2 separate regions of the Homo sapiens genome follow, and region 1 is linked to region 2. A link is a loop called in an ENCODE intact Hi-C map of the cell type or tissue named here. Cell type or tissue: heart right ventricle. All regions are shown on one strand. Links, peaks and the distances in the headings refer to the core of each region. The heading gives the core; the rest is flanking DNA. Region 1 overlaps CR1L (complement C3b/C4b receptor 1 like). Region 2 holds the start of CR1L (complement C3b/C4b receptor 1 like).

Region 1 (9,256 bases), core at 2,415-7,414, 54 kb after region 2:
TTTTCCTACTGTGTATATTTGTGTCTTCTCTCTTCCCTTATACTTTATCTTTTGGCAAAGGTTTTTATATTTTATTTTTCTAAAAAGGCTAACCTCAGTTATTAACAAAAATGCAAATTAAGAAAGCAAATGAAAAGAGTAGGAGAACACTGTATAAACTCTATAATACTATAATCAAAGGGCTATTTAAAATGAAAAGAATGTGGATGGAGTTAATAAATGCATGCAAATATTATAGGAAATCATATAAGTAAGAAAGGCAGGACACATCATATTATCCCCACCAAAATTACAACTTTGTAAAAATGTACCTACGTGTTAGCAAAGAATAAAAGCAAATAATGAATGTAAAAATAGTTACAGTTTAGTGACTCGTGAGATTTTTGTCATTCATTATTTAAATTGACTGTGCTCTTCCTTTCCCAGGAATTATTTGTGGGCTACCCCCCACCATCGCCAATGGAGATTTCACTAGCATCAGCAGAGAGTATTTTCACTATGGATCAGTGGTGACCTACCACTGCAATCTTGGAAGCAGAGGGAAAAAGGTGTTTGAGCTTGTGGGTGAGCCCTCCATATACTGCACCAGCAAAGATGATCAAGTGGGCATCTGGAGTGGCCCAGCCCCTCAGTGCATTATACCTAACAAATGCACGCCTCCAAATGTGGAAAATGGAATATTGGTATCTGACAACAGAAGCTTATTTTCCTTAAATGAAGTTGTGGAGTTTAGGTGTCAGCCTGGCTTTGGCATGAAAGGGCCCTCCCATGTGAAGTGCCAGGCCCTGAACAAATGGGAGCCAGAGTTACCAAGCTGCTCCAGGGGTGAGTCTGACTGAGGCCTAGAAGGGCCCTGCCAGTGACATGCATTGCTGTTGGATCAGGAGATTAGTATTTGTTCAGGGGGAGGGATTTGTGCTGAGCAGGGTCGAGAAGCAAATTTTCTAGGTAGTGAACATGAAATTCAGAAGGTGTGTGTACATGCAGATGTGCTGAAATGAAGAAGCAAAGCTAAACCTGGACAAGGAACGTGATGTTTCTTTGGAGTTCTTATAAGCAAATCTATTAATTACCTTTGAGTATAATAACTGCTGATAGAAAATGAGTGATTCTTCCAGCCAGGCACCATAATACAGGCTACATGTGAATTTTAATCCTTAAAACAAAGTTATTAGGTAGTTACCAGTTTTTCTAGGTTTGTCTGTTTTGTTTTGCTTGAGACAGGGTCTTGATCTGTCACTCAAGTTGGACTGCAGAGGTGAGATCATGGCTTACTGCAACCGCCACCTCCCTGGCTCAAGCAATTCTCCTGCCTGAGCCTCCCAAGCAGCTGGGACTACAGGTGCATGCTACCACACCTGGTTAAATTTTTTATATTTTTTTTATAGAGATCGAATCTCACCATGTTTCCCAGGCTTGTCTCGAACACCTGAGCTGAAGCAATCCACCCACCTGGGCCTCCCAAAGTGCTGAGATTATAGGCATGAGCCACTGTGCCTGGCCTCTATGTTTTGCAGAGAAAATGTGCCTTAGAGAAATCGGATAACTTTCTAAGATATTAACTTGCAGACTGAAGACTGAAACGCAAGTCCACCCGACTCCAGAGACTTGGCTTTGCTAGTCAGCATCCAGTCAGGAAATCAAAACTTACTCTAGATACTTTCAAGGAGGGAGGGATTTCATGCAGGCTGTATTAGACTCTTCTCACATTGTATAAAGAACTACCTGAGACTGGGTAATTTATAAAGAAAAGAGGTTTAATTAACTCTCAGTTCTGCAGGCTATACAGGAGGAATGACTGAAGACTCCTCAGGAAACTTACAATCATGGTGGAAGGCAAAGAGGAAGCATGTATATTTTCATATGGCTGGCAGGAGACAGCAACTAGGGAGGTGCTACACATTTTAAACAAGCAGATCTCAAGAGAACTATATCACAATACAGCACTAGGGTGATGGTGATAAACCATTAGAAACCACCCCCATGATCCAGTCACTTCCCACTAGGCTCCTCCTCCAACACTGGGAATTACAATTTGACATGAGATTTGGGTGGGGACACAGAGACAAACCATATCACAGCTAATAGGTCACAAAGATGTTAGAAGGGCAGGAAAATCAGGCAGCCTCCCTAGCAATAGGACGAAGGCAGAGTTACCAGAGATCAGGGAGCTGCTGTGGCTCCCAGTCTACACAGCACAGGAGCCTGGAGGGATGCTCAAGTGGCCAGCCCCTCCCACTGAGCAGGCAGCTCCCTGAAAGCTGCTAATGCTGCAGGAGCCACCACAGCTGCCAGAATGCAGCTGATATTGCTGGAGCCAAAGTCATTGGCATCGCTAGAATTGAAGCTGTAGCTGCTCACTGAAGTCATCTATACTGCCACTGCCTGAGCCACCTCTAGAAGTAGAACAGACTCTGCCATCATCCTGCTTTTTAATTTGGTATATATGCCTCCAACTGGAAGAACCTAACCAGAGCCCAGCTATCAAGGAAGACAAATGATTATAGTTTTAAGGTTTCCATTGCTAGCAGCCAAAAGACAGTGCAGAAGTGTGAGGCTAGGGGCCAACAGAAATTTAACCAGCACAGCACCTCAATATTACATCACCAGGCATTGATTAGTCAAGGGAAACACTGGGTGATGAGCCCTGAAAATGGACATTACAGCATCAGAGTATTTACAAACTCCCTAAAGAAGTCATTTTTCTAGTCCAATCCCCCATTTGATGCTTGAGAAAGCTGAAGTCCAGAAAAGGGAACTGATCTGCTCAAAGACAAACTGAAATTATTTTTTCCATTTTATAACAGTTTTATATAATTTAGTTGAGACCTAAATGTGTTCTGACTTCCTGAGTTCCGATCAACTATATTAAGAGAGAGCCAGCGCTGCCCTTACAATATGTTGTGTGAAATAGACACTCTCATTATGGTGACAGTAGGTCTTTTAGATTTTGTTCGACAGTTGCCCACCTTCTCACTGGAGTGAAATGAATGACTAGGCAGCACCTTGCTGCATAGCATGAAGGGAGGAGACCCATAGTTCTTTACCACCCTATGTCAGGTGGCCGCTGAGAGAAGACTTGAAAGGAGAAGAGAATAGATGTATGTTTGTTGCACCAGTGTGATAGGTGATGGAGGGACCTATTAGATGAGACATGGGCAGGGGCACTCCTTTATGGCCTAAAATGCAAGACGAAATTGGTGATGCCTTTCTAGAAAGGAAGCATGGAGATATAAAAATCCATCATCCCTCCCAATTTTGTACTGGGTGAACAGTAATTGGAAGCATTCTAGAAGGAACTGTCCATTGTGAAATCTTAGTTGCATACTTTAGATGTAAAACAATGAATTGGGGATACCTCTGTTTTAGTCACAGTTGTGCAATGTGTCAGTTCTATGAGTGATGGCAAGACATCTTCCTCGCCCTGTGTATTTAGTTTGTTATCAATGTAATAAGGCTGTTATTCTACCTTTTTTGTTACATATAGATTTGTAATTATTATTCCCTTGGCCAGTTTAACAGTGAGAGAAAAGTTATTTTCACACAATTAGCAGTACTTTGTTTCTCTCTCCCCAGTATGTCAGCCACCTCCAGATGTCCTGCATGCTGAGCGTACCCAAAGGGACAAGGACAACTTTTCACCCGGGCAGGAAGTGTTCTACAGCTGTGAGCCCGGCTACGACCTCAGAGGATCTACGTATTTGCACTGCACACCCCAGGGAGACTGGAGCCCTGCAGCCCCCAGATGTGAAGGTGACTAGACTCTTATCTGGCTTGGTATTTTTAGCTTGCGTCTTTATTCTCCACATGCCAGTTATTTCTGTTCGTTTTTCTTTTTTTCCAGTGAAATCCTGTGATGACTTCCTGGGCCAACTTCCTAATGGCCATGTGCTATTTCCACTTAATCTCCAGCTTGGAGCAAAAGTGGATTTTGTTTGTGATGAAGGGTGAGTATGAGCTTGCCTGACCTGCTGGACATTGAAATTGGGGTTAGGAATTAGTCCAAAAAGGGGAGATTTGATGTGGCTTAAAAAAAGACAGACAGACAGACACACACACACACACACACAATCAGAGAGATGAACTTTTGAAAGTATATATAGGAAGAAAGGAAAGACACATATGGAACTAATAACATGAGATATGAAGAGGACACTGGGCCATATATTAACTGGCAAATTCAAAGACAAGTATAATTACTTGTTATTAATATATAGGTAACACAGTAAGTTTAAAAAATCCTATTTTCAAAATTTTAGAATTTCAAAACAGCAAATAGAATATGAGTAATTTAAGAGTCTCAGAAAAAATTGCAAGTAACAAAAAACTTATTCTAAAGAGCTAGGATCATTTAAGAATCATTTCAGTAAATTCTTTAAACCATCAGTAATGAAATTTGTAATAGGACTGAAAGTGTAAAAATCAGCATTTTAAAAAAATCCAGTCATATATCGTCTGGCTAGTCATGGGCTCTGGGCTCTGAGCTGGGGTTCTGATGGCTGCTGTTAATATTTCCAGCAAGGTCATTACCTTGTTTATGTCCACCTAGTGCTCTTCACAGGGTGCACATCTCTACACGGGAGCTGACCAGCATGGGCAACAAAGCACCTGATCCCAAAATGTAACACAGAATCTTGGCAGGCTCCAAAAGCCAGCACCCAGTAAGAGTTAGGAGGGCATCGGGGCCCAACAGACATTGAGAATTTTCAACAATTGCGTACAAAAATTATGTCCTCTCTTCTTTCCTTTTTCCCCTAGAATATTCGTGCTTACTCTTCAGCAGCCCAAATTGCCCTTTTGAGCCTTCTTCACGCCATCACAGATGTGGAGATGAAAGGACAATCTCTGTTCTCTCGCCAGCTATTTCCCACTTTACCACTCCAAACTGGGAGCTGTTTTACTTGCTGTTCCAGGGTCAGAGTTACGAAGGCATTGCATTAGAAGACTGGGTTTCTAATAATGACAATGAGTAATCAGTGAAACTCCAAGCCTGGGTCCTGGGTCAAGGAGATGGTGGCTATTTTGTGACCACCTTTTTCAATTCAAGCAGGACTATCATGTGACCAAGCTACTGCATTTTGCCACTCTATATTGCTCCCTTCTGGAGGCTGTGATTTTTCCAGAATAACGTAGCCTGTGCAACTCTGCCACCTGCTGGCCTCAGGTCCTCAAAATCCTGAAATTGGGGCTGGGCCTTAGATTGTGAACTAAGTGTCCTCTTGGCTGAAACAGCTCGCTATTCACTCCTATTTTCTTCTTTAGATTTCAATTAAAAGGCAGCTCTGCTAGTTACTGTGTTTTGGCTGGAATGGAAAGCCTTTGGAATAGCAGTGTTCCAGTGTGTGAACGTAAGTAATAGGAGTAACATTTCAGGCCAATCTCTCCCCTTCATCTGTTCAGTATTTGACCCATGACCTCCCCTAATGTGGTTCTTCAATTTTCTAATCTGAATTATTGATTTGAAAATTTCTTATTTTAGTAATGTTTGGTTGTGAATCAATGTGTACATCACCTGTCTTTGGAACTATCTGATCTGTCTCTGTCATTTTGTATTCTATGTTCTATTGCGATAAATCCTATGGTCGTGTGCTTCTAGGTCAGGAGAGATTAGATAATGTGAAGCTTTTACAATTTGCTTTCTTTCTCTACTTCTTTTCTTTCTTCTCTTCTTTCCTTCCTTCAGTTCTTTTTTCCCTTCTTCTCTCCCTCTCTCCTTCCTTCTTTTTCATTTTGTTCTCCAATCAATGTGCAGTCAGTCTACAATTTGTGTATATATTTGATAATACTCAAGTATCAAACATGCCTTTATTTAATCAATTATTTATTGATCACATACTTTGTGCCTCTGTTCATCTAGATACTGGAGTTATAGCAATGAACAAGATGAGTGAAGTCCCTGTCCCCATGTTGTTTTTACTCAGGTAGGGAGAAGGACAAGGAAAAAAATAAGCAAATTAAATGCTACGGATAATAGATCAAAGCAATGAAGAATGAGGGAAAAGTGGGGAGTAACATTAGACAGGGTGAGCAGTTTGAGACTCCATAAATTCTCAAAATATGTACCTAAATAATTTATGCTGAGAGATTCATAAATAATAAGTCATTTTTTTAAAATGAGCCTCATATGTTCAATAATCAGTAGACTACTGATTTCTCCTAGTCTACCCATTTATAATTTCCCCAATAGAAGATAGAACTTTGCTTCATTTCTTGATTCTAATGATTGGAAAACATGTTTCTTTAGAAAACCATGAAATTTTACTAAAATGTTTATGTTCTTAGAAATGTACTTGGACATCTTACAGTGCTTTTTAGAGTAAAATTTTGGAAGAACATAACTTATATAGAGATGCTTGCTGTCTAAGAAATCCAGTGCTCCTTGAGGCAGCATGACAAATGTCTGTTCTACTATCATGCATGAAAGCTCATTGATTGGACTACTCAAGCTTTCTCTTATTTTTCATAACTCTGGTAGTTAAAATAACTTCTTCCAAATGCCAGTTCTAATGAAAAATGCCAATTAGAAATGAGGAAGAGACTATTATAAACAAATCAGTAGATGCTAGAAAGGAGTAACAACTTGAAACCTGACCCAGAAAGTAAAAAAAGAAAATAAATCATCAACAGACCTTGACATTTTCAAAAGCAAAGCAATCTGAATCCATTTGGAGTTTTTTATAATGGCCTGAATATGTTTCAATTCACTGTGGCAGGGCTATTGTTATCACTGAGACTGATGATCAATATCAGTAAGTAATCAGTGAAAGTTTTCACCTATTTAAGATGATTAGCACACATATATACATTTGAGAAATATTTCCCAAGAACGTAGGCCCCTTCCTCAGCACTGTGTCCCCAGGATCCTGATGAGTGGCTGACACAGGATAAGTGCTAAATTAAGAAAGATTGACTAAATGAATGAGTAACCCTTCAAAACGGTTATTTTTCTTCTTCAAATGTTTTGCTACTTCATTAAAGTTGTAAAGTAAGTAAACTTGCACTGGATCTTTCCCATGTCTGCAAAAGCTTCTTATTGAATTTTTTCAATTGTGGGATAAGAGAAACCTTTTTTCAAAAGCGTTCAGATAGGTGGATGTAAGAGTTTTTCTTGCAGGTCGTCTTTGATTATTGCTTGAAATGCTCACTTCATGAGAATGTTTCAAGGAATATTTGTAGAGAAAATCTTCATTCCTTATGGGAAAATAAATAATAAATGACTCTATATCAGGAAATAAAGATTGTGTAGGAAGACAAATTCTGTTTGAATAACTAGGTGGGAAGAAATCCTTTGAAAACTTTATTGGTAGTAAATAATGCCATAAATGACCTTTACATTTTGATAAGGGATGCAAGGTCTCTACACAGATCTAAATCTAGATCTAGATAGATCTGGAGGGAAGGTCTTTTTGAAAGTGGGGCTTAGTAGGTGGCTGATCCTGAGGCTCTCTGATGAGTTTTCTCAAGGTGCCAAAATCTGTGGAACTATCAGAACTGCGTGTTTTCTTCAGGAAGCTACATGCAGGTTGAGACCTTACGTACTGAAGAGAGTTCAGATTACTCTACCTGGCTCCAAAACATTTTCTTTCCCACAGGTAAATCATGTGAAACTCCTCCAGTTCCAGTGAATGGCATGGTGCATGTGATCACAGACATCCATGTTGGATCCAGAATCAACTATTCTTGTACTACAGGGTGAGTTGGCAGCAACATCTCTTGGTTCCAGAGTTCCAGCACAGCAATACTACCTTCTAGCCACATCTCAGGAAGGAAACTAGGCTGTTGCCACCTGCTCTTGAGAGGTTTGAACACAGGTATTAACTCCTGATTGAAATGAACAAAGATAGGAGAAGATTAGGGGAAAAATCTGTGTCCTTGCTGGAAACCAGGGCAGTGCACACATAAAGAGTATGCCGTTCACTGGATGGGAAGGAAAAAAAATTAGGAGTATAGTAGTCAAAGCACACAAACAACCCTAACCCAGAGTAGACATTGCTGGAAGAAAGGGAAGGGCATGTAGCAGCTGTGTGAGAGAACAAATCTTAATGATAACAGCATGATCGCTTGCTAGGGCTGCCATCAAAAAGTACAGGCCTTCCTCATTTTATTGTACTTCACAGATGTTATGCTTTTTACAAATTGAAGGCTTGTGGCAACGCTGCAACAAGCATGTCAGTTGGCATCATTTATCCAACAGTGTGTGTTGACTTCGTGTCTCTGTGTAGCATTTTGGTTATTCTCACAATATCCCAGAGGTTTTCATTATTATCATGTCTGTGATAGTGATCTGTCTTCAGTGATCTTTGATGTTACTATTTTCATTGTTTGGAGTCCCTACGAACTGCACCCATATAAGACAGAAAACTTAATAAATGTGCATGCTTTGACTGCTCCATGGACAAGACATTCCCCTTCTCTCTCCCTCTCTTCAGGACTCCCTAATCCCTGAACACAATAATACTAAAATGAGGCCAATTAATAGCCCTACAATGGCCTTTAAGTGTTGACATGAAGGGAGGAGTCATGCATCTCTTACTTTAAATCAAAAGCTGGAGATGATTAAGCTTAGTGAGGAAGATATGTTGAAAGCCAAGACAGGCCAAAAGTCAGGCCTCATGTGCCAAACAGCTAGCGAGTTGCAAAGGCAAAGCAAAAGTACTTGAAGGAAACTTAAAGTGCTATTCCAGTGAACACATGAATGATAAGAAGGTGAAACAGCCTTATTGCTGATATGGAAGAAGTTTTAGTGGTCTAGATACAAGATCAAACTAGACATATTTCCTTAAGCTAAAGCCTAATCCTGAGCAAGGCCCTAACTCTCTTCAATTCTGTGAAGGCTGACAGAGGTGAGGAAGCTGCAGAAAAAAAGCTGGAAGCAGCTGGGCACTGTGGCTCATGCCTGTAATTCCAGCACTTTGGGAGGCAGAGGCAGGTGGATCACCTGAGGTCAGGTGTTCAAGACCAGCCTGACCAATATGGTGAAACCTCATATCTACTGAAAATGCAAAAATTAACCAGGCGTTGTGGCGGGTTGCCTGTAGTTCCAGCTACTCGGGAGTCTGAGGCATGAGAATAACTTGAACCCGGGAAGCAGAAGTTGCCGAGATTGTGCCACTGCACTCCAGGTTGGGTGATTCCTGAGGTTTAAGGAAAGAAGTCATCTCCATAACATAAAGGTGCAAGGTGAAGCAACAAGTGCTGACATAGAAGCTGCAGCAAGTTGTCCTGATGATCTAACTAAGATCATTGATGAAGGTGT
Region 2 (9,256 bases), core at 1,550-6,549:
GATATTTTCTAAACTTTAATTCAAAAGCACTTTGTGCTGTGTTCTATATAAAAAACATAATAAAAATTGAAATGAAAGAATAATTGTTATTATAAAAGTACTAGCTTACTTTTGTATGGATTCAGAATATACTAAATTAACTTTTTAAAACACAACTTTTAAAAAATGTATCAAAATAATAAACGTGTTCTGATATTTTTAAAATAAGTGACCTTGTGTTCTTTAACCAGTCCACATCTTTAGAGAACAAAAATGTGTTATGATATTATGGGCCATGCTAATGACCTCTAGAAAACATCAGAATATTTCTGGATATTTAATAATAGCTTTATATATGACTAATGCTCATTTCTATGTAATTCTGTTTAATAGTTGCTTTAAAGGTGAATTTTGCCACATTTACTTTGACAGCAGTATAAGGAGTGAGATAGACATGAACCTGAATTTCAATTTAAAATCATGGAAGAGAGGGAAAAAAAACCAGCTTAAGAAAAATCAACTGATAAACTGCAAGAAAAAAATGCAACTTACATCACAAAAGCTAATTGCTTTATTATTTAGAGAGTACTTAAAAATTAAAGACCAAACTTCTCTCCACCCAACAAAAATGGGCAAAGGACATACAGCTAGGTCACCAAGAAAGAAGGGCAAATAGGTGGTGAGTATATGTAAAGATACTTGATAGGACTTTTGCTTAGTTGAATCTTTAGCAAATCTCTTTTATTTCTTGGGATTTTGAAGAAGTAATTTTTAAAGGAGGACTAGAAACTAAGTGATTGGGAATTGGCCTTTTTAGAATTAAAATTTCCCATTACAAGAAAAAAAAATCCTGTGTTCTTTTTTTTTTCCAGAATGGAGTAGGTCAGTGAGCAATGTGATTAATAAATATTTCAATGTCTGTGACTTTTGATTTATTTTGGAGACAGGGTCTTGCTCTGTTACCCAGGCTGGAGTGCAGTGGTGCTATCTAGGCTTACTGCAACCTCACCTGTCACTTTTTAATTGCAAGAAAGCTGAAAGGTTTTTTTCTATTATATCAGTTATAATGATAAATACTGTATATACTAACTATGAGTAAAATACTATATTGCCTAACTTGTATTATTAAGCAATTCTGCTAACCTGTGACCTTACATTTTCATCTGAAAAGCAGGGGCTGGACACCAATTGCCCTATGAAGCTATTGCTAGTCCTAACATTCTTTGTTTTGTTTGCTTTTTTGGCACACTTAAGTGTGTACTATGAAGTTTATGATGCTTTAATGAAATTTTCTGTCTCTACCATTGTAATGAGAAAGGAATAAAATACTTTATTTTGCAAATCTACTTATGGAATATAGTTCTGTACCTGATTGTTTTCATAATCCCTGTGTTGATGTGTAATGCCACAGACATGCTCTTGATAGTAACAGGAAAGAAAATCAGACACAGCTAAACATAAAGGTCAGTTGGCTGGCAGGTGCTTAGCAGGTGTAAATAGAGGCCCATTCATGCTGCTCCACTTGCTCCTGAAAAGCATAATGTAAATACAGTATACTAATTAGGAGGCAAAGAACCATCTAACATGGTTCTTTTTTTTTTTTTTTTTTTTTTTTGAGATAAAGTCTTGCTCTGTCACCAGGCTGGAGTGCAGTGGCGCAATCTTGACTCACTGCAACCTCCGCCTCCCAGGTTCAAGCAATTCCCCTGCCTCAGCCTCCTGAGTAGCTGGGACTACAGGTGTGCGCCACCACGCCCAGCTAATTTTTTGTATTTTAGTACAGACGGGGTTTCACCATGTTGGCCAGGATGGTCTAGATCTCCTGACCTCGTGATCTGCCCACCTCGGCCTCCCAAAGTGCTGGGATTACAGGCATGAGCCACCGCGCCCAGCCCTAACATCAAATTTTAAAAGAGTTGGCCACAGTTTAATGACATCCCTGCACACCAGCCTCCACCCATACTGCCCTTCATAAGCCCCTTAAAGGAGATCCCATAGTTCTAAACCGGGTCCACAAACACAGATATCCTCATTCTCTCCTTTTCTTCTCTTTGGCAGTTTGACAAAATCTTTAGGGGGAATTGGAGGAAACATTAATTTCCTAAATCAACTTCATTCAAAGCTTTGGCTTCAAGTTCTACCCGTTAAGGCCTCAGGAAGTTCATTGTCGACATTGAACTCAGTCACTAAAATGACCTCAAGGCTAAGGGATAGACCACAGCTCCACTTCACAAGTAAGCTTGCAACACCTGATTTAGGAAAGTTTGCTGTGCAGACAGTTGTAGCTCATCCATTTTACAGACCGATCTCGATTTGTTTCCTAGGGTCTAAAATTATTTAAATCAAAATCTCTCAGAAATTTCTGGACATTTAATAAATTCATGCTGGAGGAGAACTGGCAGAGATATGTTAAATGCACTTGACCACAAGAACCATTTATTTCATCCAATATTTACCAGCTATTCATTGTACACTTACTACAGATTTTGGCACTGGAGATATTATAAGAAAGCTCTAACCCTGACTTATGGAACTTATCCCAAAAAATAGGAAACAAGGCTCAGAACCATTCAAATGAAGCTTCAGTTAACTCAAATAAAAATTAGTTTTATAAATTTAATGTGAAAGTCTTCGAGTATATTAAGAATGGCTTGATTAACCCCAGGGATGGAAATTTTACTGATTGAAAGAAAGTTTCAATAAAATACCGATCTTTGAATCTAATCTGACACCTGAAACTAGGAAATCAAACACTAGCCATATTTTTTCTTCTATTCTTTATAATAATTTTTCTCATGAGAAAAAGGTATCTTTCTTCCAAGCCTGAAAATAAATGGAGAATTTTTAATATCTATTGATGTGGAGAAAAATAAATAGACTATCTGCTTTCACAAATAAGTGCTGGCATTGAGCCACAGAACATGTCTGTCATATTGCTCTTTCACACCATACATTAACAGGAATAATAATTTCTCCTCATTGAGTTTCCTATTTACTATCCCCTTAATTATACCTCCTTTAATTACTGTCATAGAGTGTCTGAATTTTATAATCCAAGATACTAAGATGTTTATTTGATATACCACCAGACTCAATGTCTTGTATTCTATGCCAAAAATTTGAAAATGTTTGGGAAGAGGAAATTCCGTGGTTTGGTGAACCCAGAAAGTCTTCAGTACATCTCAGTTATAGAACTGTATTAAATACATTTAAACTCTATAATTCCATAAGACCCATTTTAGGTTTATACACTAAGCATCTAATTCCTCACTATCCTCTCATACAAACCCTGTGTAATACAAGTTCTACTCCCATAATTCTATGAACAAAACAACAATTGATACATAGATTTGATTTTTAAAATACATTTTCTTTACCTTATTCTAAATGTAACATAGGGTCAACATAGAAAAAGAAAACTGAAAAGCACAAGGAAAGTGAAATATCTATAATCTTAACCATTGTTAATTTTGTTGTGTTCCAAATTAGTGTATGTATATATATATATATATATATAGCATTTTTGTTTTAATAAAAGGACTGCCAAAATGCACATGCCAATTTGGACTCTGCTTTTTCCACTTACAATGATATCATAGTTTCTCACATTTGGTATTCTTTTGCAATACTTGCTGCATAGAATTCCATCACACAAAGGTAACTGCCTCCTTATTACTTTTGCTAGACACTTAGGGTTTACATTTTTTACAAAAATTATAAATCTTTGATCACAGCTCTGATGATTTCTCTGGGAACTGAGAGCCTAACACAAGTCATTTCCACTTTAAGACTTTTAACATTCTGAAAAGTTATGTTACAAACAGAGTGCTGGTCCCCCTGCAACATGTTCACTCACATTGGCTGACGTTTTAATTCTTTGCCAATCTGAGGGGAAGAGATGTCAACTTTTTTTGTTTGCTCTTTTAATGCCAGTCATGTTCCCTTTTTTTTTCCCCCTTTTACCAGTCATACTGGCTTACTCAGAACCCTACAAATCAATCCTGCTCATTCTTAATTTTCCAACATTGTTCCTGAGATTGTTTCACCAGAAAAGTTCTCCCCCTTATCCACTTCGCCTAACAATTTCTACCCATCCCAATCCTCCTGCATTTATTGCTTCCAGGAATTTGGCACTTAGGACACCCTTGTCCTTACATTGTTCATGCATGTATATTTCGTCTTCAATAAAACATTTAGTTGCTCAAGGGCAAGGGTCCCATAGAGTCTCAATATGCTAACGGCCTGGTGTTGCTTAATAATTTAGATTCTGACGGGTCCTCTCCAGGGAGGGGAGCAAAGGGCAAATTATCTTAGGGGCTGGGAGTGCAGAAGCCAAACCTTTGAGACTGTGAAAAGAAGACGGCGCCGAGACGATTCAGTAGCAGGCATTCAAGCAAGAAAAACTCAAATATTGTTCCCAATAATGCCTGACTAATGCCAAATACCAAGTAAGGGCCCAGGCAGTCCTGACAGCCTGCAGTGCCCCAGGATAAAACTAACCCTGAGGGGTGCTAGCCCACGATAACCCCCTGCCAGGGCTCTGGACACGCCCTGTCTCCTCGAAGGCCAACGGGCTGCCCCTGCGCGCCGAGGCCCCGCCCCGCGGCCCGCCGATTGGCCCCAGCCGCCCCGGCGCTAAGACTCAATTTCACACTACGCGCCCAGGCCACGCCCACCTGTCATGCGGCCCTGGAAACTGTGAGTTTGGGGATTGTTGTGTCCACTAACCGGACTCAGAAGGGACTTCCCTGCTCGGCTGGCTTTCGGTTTCTCTGCTCACCTCCGGATAAATCACGGGGTCTCCCGCGCCGCTCATGGCGCCTCCCGTCCGTCTCGAGCGTCCCTTTCCTTCCCGGCGCTTTCCTGGGTTGCTTCTGGCGGCCCTGGTGTTGCTGCTGTCCTCCTTCTCCGGTAGGACCCCGGGGTGGATTCGCGCGTCCGCGGCGAGGCTAGAGCTCTGCTCAGTCAGTCGGGCAGGAGGCGCGGGGCGAAGCTCACTGCACGTCGTGCCTGCTTGGGATAGAGAGCGAGGCCAGGGTTCTCCGAGGGGTGCCGTGCTCAGATCCCGGGGGTATGTGGCGGGGGATGCGGGAACCACGCAGAAGCTTGTTTGGTGGCATCGTGTGCGCGGCCGACATTTACGCAGGATCTGGCTGCGTTCCCAAAAGAAGCGTGAATCGTGTTTTCGGGATTGAGCCCAGTCAGCAAGGGGAGGGCTTACTGGGCGCCCCAGGTGAGGGCTTGCTCTGGAGTGCACAGGTGCGTGGGATTGTTGCTAGAGCCCGTGCTGTGCCCGTGGTGAGAGTTTGCCCTGTGTTCCCTTGGTGCCTTGGTGAGTAGGGTGTTCATTAGGGCTTGGACAGTACCCGCGGTAAGGGTTGCAGTGCGTCTGCTGTGCCCCATGGGCTGGGCTGGCCTGGGCTGGGCTGGGCGAGCAGGGGCCTGGCCAGGTGTTGCTGGGAGCGTGCTGTGCGCAAGTGGCCTGTGTGCGGAGTTCACTGTGGGCAAGACAGCTCACTGTTTGCTTTGAGTGGAGCGAGCGCGGACTCTGCGGCTAGGGAGGGCATGTTGAGTGAGAGCAGGCTCTCAGTGCCTGGGGTTAGAGAGGTGGTAAGGGCGCACCATGCTTTTAGTGCCTTCTGTGAACAGTGTCCGTGTTGCCTGAGATCGTATTGGTCTTGAATTTTAAGTGGCTGCTTTTTTGGGGGGTGGGTGGGCCATCGAGTCATCTTCCTGTTCCCAACCAATATAGACAGTATCTGATTCCATTGCCTAGTGGCTTTTTGACATTGTTTTCCTTCTTTTCATTAGTTTGAGTCATATTTGAGAGATGTGAAGCAACCTAAAAAACACTGGTAGCCAAACCTAGTGAGAAATTAGTATCCTAACAAAGGAAGGCAGATAATGTTAATCTTGTTTTCCCCTACAGCTCATAAACTGAAGCTTAAGGCCTATCCCACTGTTTTGTATTTCATTGAATGGAATCAATATTTTTAAAAATGCATGCTAGGCCAGGCCCAGTTGCTCACACCTGTGATCCCAGCACTTTGGGAGGCCCAAGTTGGGTGATTGCTTAAGCCCAGGAGTTCAAGATCAGCCTGGACAACATGTCAAAACCCCATGTCTACAAAAAATAAAAAAATTAGATGGGCATGGTGGTGTATGCCCGTGGTCCCAACTACTCCAGAGGCTGAGGTGGGAGGATCGCTTGAGCCCAGGAGGAGAAGACTGCAGTGAGCTGTGATCATGCCACTGCACTCCAGCCTGGATGACAGTGTGAGACCCTGTCTCAAAAAAAAAAAAAAAAAAAAAAAAAGCCAAAAAATACATGCTTAAATACAGGCTTATTGTGCAAAATGAACAAAATAAAAGGACAACTGTTTTTAATATTTTGTTATATTTCCTTCTGACTTTATTGTGTTTCATGTGTATCTATGTCCAAATTATATTTAGGATCTTATTCCATGTACAGATTGTACGTTGCATTTCTTCTCTTAGGAACATTCATTCAACAAATATGGGTCTTGTATGTCTGGTGCTGTTACACTAGTAGGTAATAACAGACAATTCCTATTTTCTTTATCCTTTTTTTACTATTTGTTTACACACACGTACATGCAGGAAGATAAGCAGGGACTTTTTTTGCTCATTGTTAAGTGCTTAATGCCGGGAACACAGTAGGCAATCAACAGATGTTTGCTAAAATGTATTGGGAGTGGCAGACATTAACCAAAACATAATAGTAACAAATATATTAACCAGGGAAGTGTTCTGGAGGAAAGGAGTATAATTTTCTGACAGCATTTAACAAATGACTGGGGGGAGGGAAGGCTTTGCTTCTCATCAAACAGACAAAACTCTGCCACTTTGGGGCATCTGTGCTTTCTGTTCCCTCAGTCCTGGAACGTTCTCCCCATGACCTGCTGCATAAATGGGCTGTTTCTTCTGCAAGCTCAGCTGGAATGTTACCGCTTCAGAGACCTTCTTGGAACCCCCCAACTCAGGTTGAACACATACAACCCAGTTCAAGTACCTCTTGTAATCACCCTTTTAAAGTGATCTTTTCTGTTCTCTGTCTCTCCCCATCAGAATGCAGGAATCTTCTGTCTTCCCCCATTTGTGGTTCCAAAAGCCCCATTTGTTTGCTTCTGTATGAACCCTAACTCAGTATCCATATAGACATCTGTTAAATATCAGAAAATTAAATATACTATTTGGCTGGGGCTTAGAGCCTAGGAAAAAGTCCCTCCTGCCTCCAAGAGGAAGGTTCTTTAAAGAGCTATGCTCAGGATGGTCTTTCTGTTGTACCTAAAAAGCTAGGGCAGCAGCAGCTGAGGGCCAGAAAGGATCTGTCTCCCCTGTTTATGTTGACTCTGCAGGGCTTCCAGTACTTCAGTCTTGCATCTCACTGATCATTAAAACGTTCATTTTGAAGGAGGGTGATGGGATTAGGGAGCAGTGGTGTTAAGAAGAAAACGAAAGGACTTTTTTTTCTTTTTAAAGATTAATGTTTAGAATAGGCTTAGTACTAGAAGTACATACAGCCTGGGCATCATAAGGAGAGCCCACCTCTACAGAATATTAAAAACAAAAAATTAGCCAGGTGTGATGTTGCATGCCTGTGGTCCCAGCTACTTGGGAGGCTGAAGGGCGTGAAGGGGGAGGATCACTGGAGCCCCCATGGTCAAGGCTGCAGTGAGCCCTAATCATACCACTGCACTCCAGCTTGGGTGACAGAGTGAGACCCGGTCTCAAACACACACACACACACACACACACACACACAGACACACACACACACACAGAAAAAAAAAAAAAACCTGGAAGTTGAAGAAGATAATGAAAGCAATTTGAAATAGAGGAACATAGAATTATAAAATGAATAGGGTGCAACATGGAAGATAACAAAACTAAAAATGAAGAGAAGGAAAAATAAGGTTAAGTTTGAGGTTGATAGGGTTAAATCAAGACAGGTATGAAACCTAGAGAAAGTAAAAATGAGAACTCACGATGCTAGGCAGAGAGAATACATGAATTAAAATAAACATTCAATTTTTGGAGCAACTCACTCTCACAAAGATAAGGTTTTGTAAGCAGGTGGTGCTGTGCATGGGAGACCTGCCCTCTCAAAGGTAGTTGCCAAATGGTTCCAGATAGCAGAAGGAAACATGTGTCAAATTTCAGGCCAGTCTCATTCATTCCTCCAGAAGAGGAGCTGCTTTTTTGGACAAAACCCCCGATCTCCTGTTGTGTGTGGTCTCTTCTGCCTATTTCAGGTGTTTTCCTTATTTTCAATGAAAGAAGCCAAGACCAGTAAGTTCTTATTGCTTCTTAGTTTCCTCACTCGGCATACTACAATGCAAAAAGAGCAGTCCATATCTGGTCACCTGCCAGGATACCAGAAGACTGGGAGATAGGCAGCACAAGAAATGGCTAAATCTTCTTTCTCCATTGTTCTGTAGAATGATTATTTTCAATATGAAATTGATTACAATATATTCTTCACATTGTTTTGTGTTTGACAGCAGTGGACTTTGAGTACCAAATTTTTTTCAAATAGCTACTATGAGGGACATATTGTGCTGGGTGTTGTGGCCACATGGATGAATGGAGTCGGCCTTGTTAACTATTAAACTCAAAAACACGTGATAATTACCTGAGAGATCCATGCAGGGGAGAGTCCAGGGGAAGGTGACTGATCACTGCTTCCCAGGGGGAGGCAGAAAATGCTTCTTGGAGGAGATGATGGGTGGATTAAAGAAGACAAGAGCTGAGCAGGAGTTGTAGCTACCGGCCAGGGAGGAAGGGTATTCAGAGCAGAGGAAGCAAGGTGAGCAAAGGCACCAAGATGTGACACTGCTGGACTGCCAAGCTATTCAGTGTGGCAGAGTAGGGTAAAGGAGACAACAAAGAAGGGAGAGGAATAAATCACAGGGTGAGCAGTTCTAAAAAGCAACAGGCTTGTCAGGAATAAACAATCACCATCGTAAACTCAGACTTTGGTATTATTCCCTGTCCTTTTAGGGCAGCTTGAGCCCTTTTGTTTGACTTAGCACAACGTGACTCCAAACTAGGGTTGTTTTAATTTCCCGAGACACAGTAGTAGGCAATTTCTTGAGGACCTAATTGCAGATAGAGTTTGTCGGTCTCAGCATGTGGGAGCTCCAGATGAATGGCAGTAATGGGAAGCAGTTTGGTAGTGGTTCAGCAGTGTGGCCTGGGAACCTAGTTGACTGGCCTGCCTCCTGGGTCTGCCAACCTAACTGGAATGTATTCT

The links. A loop is a pair of places that touch in the nucleus more often than their neighbours do. Peaks named below come from ENCODE experiments on the same cell type or tissue, not always from the same donor. Only the 100,000 strongest peaks of a DNase experiment are listed, where the experiment ranks them.
Region 1: it touches region 2 in a loop (2.7-fold over the local background); 10 of 110 quality-filtered maps call a loop at or near these places.

What each region holds. Positions count from the first base shown.
Region 1 is chr1:207,693,927-207,703,182 of GRCh38, forward strand. It overlaps CR1L (complement C3b/C4b receptor 1 like), which reads left to right. Exons shown (of 12, transcript NM_175710.2): 5 at 427-825; 6 at 3,577-3,753; 7 at 3,845-3,947; 8 at 5,263-5,348; 9 at 7,593-7,692. Among named protein-coding and RNA genes, the nearest start is that of CR1L, 53 kb to the left of the region's middle. In heart right ventricle, for the core only: CTCF peaks have their summits at 5,153 (motif pointing left) and 5,358; a DNase peak (open chromatin) is centred at 5,145.
Region 2 is chr1:207,640,441-207,649,696 of GRCh38, forward strand. It overlaps CR1L (complement C3b/C4b receptor 1 like), which reads left to right and starts at 4,693. Exons shown (of 12, transcript NM_175710.2): 1 at 4,693-4,890. The coding sequence starts at 4,794. It overlaps CR1 (complement C3b/C4b receptor 1 (Knops blood group)), which reads left to right. Exons shown (of 47, transcript NM_000651.6): 47 at 1-1,325. It also overlaps the pseudogene CD46P1. RefSeq lists a silencer at 4,493-4,662 and an enhancer at 4,723-4,802. In heart right ventricle, for the core only: no CTCF peak of the experiment used is centred there; a DNase peak (open chromatin) is centred at 4,631; H3K4me3 peaks cover 1,258 bases; H3K27me3 peaks cover 1,754 bases.